3 separate regions of the Homo sapiens genome follow, and all the other regions are linked to region 1. Evidence: chromatin loops called from intact Hi-C (ENCODE). Cell type or tissue: PC-3. All regions are shown on one strand.

Region 1 (2,500 bases):
TGCCCTCCTTTGCCTACAAGCCGTTTAACATCAGCAAGTTCCCCCAAAGGGCCTGCACTTTAACTTGTGTGATGTGTGACCGAACAGGTCACATATCTAAAATACTTAGCTTTCTCAAATTTCTCTGGTCGGCAGCACTGAGTCACTAATGCCACAGTCACAATGTTTCAGACTAGATTGACCTCTTTCTAGTTTTCAATGGAATTATTCCATGTAATCCGATTTACACAGCCATTTAATCAAAGCGAGAAAGGAGATTACAGAGCTCACATTTGTTTTGCAAAGCAAGGGTGCAAGGATAATCAATCCTACTGCCTCTCAAAGTGACTTGATAGTACATCCCCTGGCTTTGGAGTGTTGGACATTAACCTTATCTGTCTCCTGTGTTCTTGTTTAAATAGGAAGGTTTAGGCTCTTTTCCTGAACTAGAAGGTAGCAGCTTCTTCCCCCAGATCTCACCACCATCCATGGGAGCAGATGCTACTATAAGAAGGAATAGGTCTCTACCCTTCTTATAATTTCGCAGAAAGCTTGTCTAAATCAAGAGATTACAATAAAACTTTTCTTTTGTTGCAAGAATCTTTAACATTTGCATTTCGACAGCACGCTGTGGTGATTCCAGGTGCGGTGCTCAATGCCTTGCCTGAAAGCTAACCTGCTTGTAAGAGAGGGGAGAGGCACATCGCGTCTTTTCTCTTAGAGAGTGCTCTAGAGACTATGCAAGCCTCTTTTAGCCAGGCAATGTCCCTTTCCCCTGCCTTTTACCACACCGGTACAAGGGGCTAGAGTCTTGCAACTTTTTGCAGGCCTAGATATCTGTTTAAAATATGATGCTAAGCAGGTCATTTGATAAAGCATTTTGAGCACATTGATGCCTTCATTCTACACCAACGATGTGTACAAACACCCCGGTTTCCTTTTTCCCCACCACTTCCACCCCTTCCACACATTTCAGGAACTGCAATCTCCAACAGAACCTCTGGGGGGTGAAAGGGCAACCCTTAGCCAACCGCGGCAGATAACACATAACAATTTCTAAGGGGGAAAGTGAGAGGAGGTAACAATCAACAATGGTGAAGAGAACTGTGGATAGGGGCACCGTGGCGGCCCTTTCTAAACGAAGAACCAGGTATTTTCTTCAAGGGAAAAAAAAATCTAATTGTCCCCCCAGGCAGCGCTTTACCCACAGTGCTTTATGTATAATGCAGAATTTAGCAGCACTGGGAATTATCTCAATCACTATCATTCAGAGGTGCCTATTTTATAAAAAGCCTTTATCCCTTTTGAAATGGAAAAAGGTGCGTGCATTGTGGAGGTACTAGAGCTCTTTAGAGCCCACACAGAGCTGCAAACTAGGCAGACACCGCCGAGAGCCAAGTTTCCCGGGCAGGCGGGCAGGTTCCCGCCCCGCCGAGAGCTGCCGCTTAGGAGTTCCGCGTTGGCTTCGCTCCCGCGGCTGCACCCGCGTTCGCGCCGCTCCTGGTGCCCGGCGCCCACCTCGGGGCTACACAAATAAATCTGAGTGAGAGAGCTAGTGAGGGTGGCGCGTGGGGTGCTGTTTCATAATCTCCTGGAATCCACGGGAAAACCGTCTCCTATGCAAAGACATGCCTTCCCGTGATAACTTAACATTCCATGGCCCAAAAGCCAATCTTTCCACCAGACGGGAATTACGGTTTCCGACTGACAGCTCAAAACTTAACTGCTGAGGCTCCAAACTTGACACTGGCTCCCTCTCAGCACTCCCACTCCTTTTCTCCCTGGCTCACCCGGCTCGGCTCGGGATCACACACCACGCCGGCCTCCCCCGCATCCTCTTGTCTCACCCGGCAGGCACAGCCCTGCACGCCCCAGCTGCAAGTCCCAGGGAGCGCCGGCTTCCCCGGGGCACCGGGCGCGATTTTTCCTGGAGAGCCTGGGAGCTCCCGGGCGCGCCCTACTCACTTGTGTCTTCTTCATAAGGAAAGGCAGCGCTGCGATCCAGCACAAACAGTGGTGTGGCGACTCCGTTTAGCTGTTCTGGAGCTCCAGCATATTGCACGAACAGCGGCGGCAGATAGTCCACGCATTGGGTAGCCCGAGCGCAGCGCCCTCTCCACTGTCCCTGCTTCCCGCAGCGCTTCTAGTCTCGGCGCGAGGCGGCGAGCGAAGCCCGGCTGCTGAGCCGCCGGCGCTTTTATACAGTTCCCGCCCGCCTGCTCCGGACACGCCTCCTTCCCTTCCGGAGCCCGGGGTAGGCGAGAAGCAGGCAAGGGCGCGGAGGGAAGAATCGGGAGGGCGGCCAGAGCACGGTAAATGCCCCAGAAGTTTGGCAGATTAGGCCAACCTTGTCCGCTCGCCTGGGGGCCCCGGACCTGCACTGGCGGGAGACCGCGAAGGCGCGGGGACGCAGAGGGCGAAGCTTGGTACCCTGCAGCTACTGCTCGCGAGGAGTCCCAGCTTACCCTCCCGGATCCGCTGGGGCTCACCTGGCACCCCCGGGGACAGACGAAATACCTCG
Region 2 (2,500 bases), 180 kb before region 1:
CAACTTGAATGATGACTAACCAAAAAACAAAATTCAAAAAATATCTACTAGTACTTCATTAAGAAACAAGCTACTAACATGCATATATATATATATATATAAATGAATATACTCCCATATCTGTGGCATTAATTCCATATTAAAGTATATATATTTTAGCCTTAATAATAAACAATATAAACCCAAGCAACAACTACTATGTAAAATTACAAAAGTGAGAAGAAAGATGTATTACTCTAAATTATTTACTTTCCTGTAATCCTTTTTGAGGTTCTACTTCTTAATCTTCTGTGCAATCTTAAATTTCCCACAATAATTTCATCTGTAGTATAAGGATGTTGTGCTTTGTTGAAAAATAAAGAACCTTATATAACTGTGGCATCATTTATATAACTGGAGTTGCTGGAGCTTGCTTCTAATACAGGACAAAGCCTCAAGAAAGTCTTTCGAAATGTGCAACAGATGGTATTAAGTTGGTGCAGTTTTTGCGGTTAAACTAATGGCAAAACCACAATGCCTTTTGCACCTAATATTCTTAATAAAGAAATAAAGAAATAAAGCTATGCGTATAATACCTTCTTGCCAGGGATGAGTTAGAATGATCACACTTCTCCTGAGCAATATAGGTTAAGTTCTACAAGATAGTATTTAATGTCACTTAAAATTGTAACCACAAGTTACTGCATGCATAATCTTGTCAACAGTCCAAAAGTTACTAACCTTTTCTAAGGGAATACATATGTTTTCATACATATGTTCATCCTGTATAATTTGTAATATCAGTGGATGGATAAGAAATAAAAAATACTTATGTTTATTTCATGTCTGGAGAATCTGTGTTAACATCTGAATTTTACTGGTACGTTGGTTTAATAAAAATTTCAATGTATGACATTTTTTCTGTGCTAAGGCAAACTTTTTCAAACAATATTGACAACATAGGCATATGTAGACAAAACAAAAAGAGTCTTCTGCTAAGCAATACCAAAATCTACCCTTGCAATGCAACTGGTAAACATACAGCAAAAATGACTTCCTTTCAGCCCTCTCGAAGATATTCTTAATTACACGTTTAAGCTCTCTGCAACTTCACCATTTCATTTCTTGCCTAGACCTCAAAAATCATCAAAGAGTAAGTGATGTTTTGCAAATCGAACATAGAAAATGAAAGCATGTTACATAAAATCAAACTGCCTTGCAGCGAACTGTTTTGGAAAGGTAAACTTCCTATCTTTCATATTAAAATACTTAACCAGTCTCTGACTTGCTGTGAAAATGCATGCTTGGCAAAAATGTCTGAGACAGGCTTCTGAGATTTATGAGATGACTCATACCTTCTACATATATATAAAAACATTGATCTTGTTATTACACTTTGATGCACTTTGCACACAGCTGAGAGACAGTGTTGTTTAATTTGTTAGAATACAGAATCTGTAGCTAACTTGATGAAGCTCAACTCCCCCACTACCTACTTGTGTGAACTTGAACAAATTTCTTGCCATCTCTAAATCTTAATTTCTCTTAGCATTTTTTTGTTTAATGGAGAAAAATTATAATATGATTTATCTCCTAAGGCTATTATAAAGAATACAAGATTATTTATTGAATCTTAACAAAGTGTCCAACTGTAAGTGCTCAGTAAATGTTTGTTGAAAGGAATAAAAGGAGAGAATTGGAGAGAAGGAAGGGAGAAAAAGGAAATTGGGGCTTCAGCTTTCTAAGTTTAAGCATAACCAGAGTTTATAAGAGGTTGGAGAAAGGATTGTTTATAAGGGGTGGAATCCTAAGAAACAGTAGGCAAACACAAAATGACTATCTAAATATTTCATACTCTCATAAAAATTACACAGCTCCTGTAAAGTATTTTACTTCTCCTTCACTTATGAAGCTTAGTTTGGCTGGATATGAAATTCTGTGTTGAAAATTCTTTCCTTTAAGAATGTTGAATATTAGCCCCCACTCTCTTCTGGCTTGTAGAGTTTCTGCTGAGAGATCAGCTGTTAGTCTGATGGGCTTCCCTTTGTGGGTAACCCAGCCTTTCTCTCTGGCTGCCCTTAACATTTTTTCCCTCATTTCAACTTTGGTGAATCTGACAATTATGTGTCTTGGAGTTGCTCTTCTCGAGGAGTATCTTTGTGGTATTCTCTGTATTTCCTGAAATTCAATGTTGGCCTGCCTTTCTAGATTGGGAAAGTTCTCCTGGATAATATCCTGCAGAGTGTTATCCAACTTGGTTCCATTCTCCCTGTCACTTTCAGGTACACCAATCAGATGTAGATTTGGTCTTTTCACATAGTCCCATATTTCTTGGAGGCTTTGCTTGTTTCTTTTTATTCTTTTTTCTCTAAACTTCTCTTCTCGCTTCATTTCATTCATTTGATTTTCCATCACTGATACCCTTTCTTCCTGATCAAATCGGCTACTGAGTCTTGTGCATTCATCACGTAGCAAATGCTGAGAGATTTTGTCACCACCAGGCCTGCCCTAAAAGAGCTCC
Region 3 (2,500 bases), 79 kb after region 1:
GACATTCAGTAAATATAAATGAATAAGCAGTTACTTGACTGAATGGGACTCATCTTAAACACACTTTCAACCACTACTCTTATTTTCAAGACATCATTATTACACTTTCCGAGGTAGCTACTGACCTCAATTCTTAATCATTAAAGGCTTAATCCACACACATCCTATTGGAAAATTCAGTGTTTTTGTGTATCTCTTGCTTGCACAAAATGATACACAGGATAGCACTTTCTTATCTCATACCTACTAGAATGGAAACTATGGAGACAGGGATTTTGTTTTGCATGCTAATGTATATTAGGTGCTTTGAACAGTGTCTGATCCAAAGTAGGCTCCAATGAATGAATAGATAAATGAATATGGTATCTTATTTAATCCTGATAGTAGCTTTTTTGTAATGCTATTAAAAAGGTATTTTTGTTTTTTGTTTGTTTGAGACAGGGTCTCACTCTGTTGCCCAGCCTGGAATGCAGTGGCATGATCTCAGCTCACTGCAGCCTTGACCTAATAATGGGCCCAAGTGATCCTCTCATATCAGCCTTCTGAGTAGCTGGGACCACAGACATGTGCCACCACACCTAGCTAATTTTTGTATATTTGTAGAGACATGGTTTTACCATGTTGCCCAGGCTGGTCTGGAACTCCTGGGCTCAAGCAATCCACCCACCTCAGCCTCCCAAAGGTAACCAGACAATCCTCAACTGGGATTACAGGTGTGAACCACTATGCCCAGTCATCAAAAAGTTTAAGTAGTTTGTTCTTATTCTCATATGTACTAGTAACAATTAGCAGGTGGGATTAAAACTTAGATCTATATGACTCCAAGTTTATACTTTTAAAAATATTAAATTGGACTTAATTGAAAGTTTTTTTTCTGTTTAGAATAGTTCCTTACACATGGTAATCACAAAACATGGTAAAATGTTGAATGTGAGCAAAACAAACAAAAATAAACAAAAGAAGGATTCCTTATGTAAGTTTAAGACTCTTTTATTCATTAGTTTAAATCTGGATTCCATCTTTTACCCTGTCTTGGCATACAGCTTAATGCTTTTTTTTTTTTTAATTTTTGCTTAACACAATCTACTCCATTGTCTTCTTGTGAGACCTAGGAGAGTTGCCAAAGGGTGTGGTTGTCAGTGGTTAGATTTTTAGAAATCACTCATGCTGTTTACTTCAGCTTTCATTATAATTAAACAATGATCTGCTTTATACATTATCACTTGCCAAGCACTAGATAAAATATTATATCTGCATCTGATAAAATATAGAAGTAAAAAAAAAACTATCAATCAATTTCAGAAATGCTTGTTTTATCATCTCGATGTAGCATGAATAAGCTCAAAGGTACATGTAACTCATTCTTTCTGGTATTTAATGTGTTAAGCAGATCCTGTTATTTATTCCCCTAAAATAAATCACAATTAAAAATCCATTCTGCTGGGCTTGGTGGCTCACGCCTGTAATCTCAACACTTAGGAAGGCCAATGTGGGAGGAACACTTATGGACAGCAGTTTAAAAACCCATTCCTGGTTTAGTTAAGTGTTTTTTTTTTTTTAATTGAACACAGAGTTACCTTTATGATGGAATCACAGTGGTATCCTATAAAGAGCAATGGACTTGGCAAAGCTGATCTATATCTGAGTTACAGCTTGACCAATTGAGTGACTGTGAAACCTTTAGAAAGTCATGCCATTTCTGAGCTACAGTTGGTTCATATGTAAAATGTGGATCAAAATTTATGCATTAATTACCTGGATGCTGTTGTCAGCATTAGATGAGAGAAGGTATATGAAACAACTTATGTTTGTAAAACATAAGACAAATGTCTTTTATTAGTAATAGCATTTATATTCATGGCAACATTCTTGGTGATCTATTCCTAAGCCTTATAAATGGTAGAGTTTCACACTTTCACTATAACCAACATTAACCAATTCCACTTTCCCTTCTCATTTTTTATTTCCTACCTCCTTCTAAAAATAGATATGAGGCATGTTGCCCTAAAATAGGCCCATTATGATTAATAAAGCATAAATGAAAGGAAGTTTGAATAGTGAAAAGTGAATACTTACTAAATACTAGAATTAAGATGGGTAACACCATGACTGAGACTATAGAACATTAAGTTCTACAATCTGAAGTTTGGTAATGGTAATGGCCTGACATCAAGTAAATTTGAGTAAGAGATACAGATGTGGACAAAACACATATATTCTTATAAAATGCAATAAATAATTTTAAGGAGAAAAGCTGGATTCTATTATATTATTTTATAAATATCATAAAAGAATAACTAGATTCTATAAAACATAAAAAGTATTTTTGTTTTTGAGAGGGTGTTTTGTTCTTGTCACTCAGGTTGCAGAATAATGGCGTGATCTTGGCTCACCGCAACCTCCGCCTCCTGGGTTCAAGTAATTCTCCTGCCTCAGCCTCCCGAGTAGCTGGGATTATAGGCGCCTGCCACCATGCCCAGCTAATTTTTATATTTTTAGT

What was found. A loop is a pair of places that touch in the nucleus more often than their neighbours do. Peaks named below come from ENCODE experiments on the same cell type or tissue, not always from the same donor. Only the 100,000 strongest peaks of a DNase experiment are listed, where the experiment ranks them.
Region 2: it touches region 1 in a loop (7-fold over the local background); 4 of 110 quality-filtered maps call a loop at or near these places.
Region 3: it touches region 1 in a loop (2.3-fold over the local background); 2 of 110 quality-filtered maps call a loop at or near these places.

Annotation. Positions count from the first base shown.
Region 1 is chr12:88,578,320-88,580,819 of GRCh38, forward strand. It overlaps KITLG (KIT ligand), which reads right to left and starts at 2,152. Exons shown (of 10, transcript NM_000899.5): 1 at 1,945-2,152. The coding sequence starts at 1,959. It overlaps LOC105369885 (a long non-coding RNA gene), which reads left to right and starts at 2,217. Exons shown (of 4, transcript NR_188177.1): 1 at 2,217-2,291. In PC-3, CTCF peaks have their summits at 138, 990, 1,198 and 2,083; DNase peaks (open chromatin) are centred at 142 and 2,162; H3K4me3 peaks cover 2,500 bases; H3K27ac peaks cover 1,582 bases.
Region 2 is chr12:88,400,060-88,402,559 of GRCh38, forward strand. All of the region lies in intron 1 of LOC124902978 (a long non-coding RNA gene), which reads right to left. Among named protein-coding and RNA genes, the nearest start is that of KITLG, 180 kb to the right of the region's middle. In PC-3, no CTCF peak of the experiment used is centred here; a DNase peak (open chromatin) is centred at 1,302; H3K4me3 peaks cover 685 bases; H3K27ac peaks cover 1,235 bases.
Region 3 is chr12:88,657,095-88,659,594 of GRCh38, forward strand. No RefSeq gene overlaps it. Among named protein-coding and RNA genes, the nearest start is that of KITLG, 78 kb to the left of the region's middle. In PC-3, no CTCF peak of the experiment used is centred here; a DNase peak (open chromatin) is centred at 1,117; H3K27ac peaks cover 1,515 bases.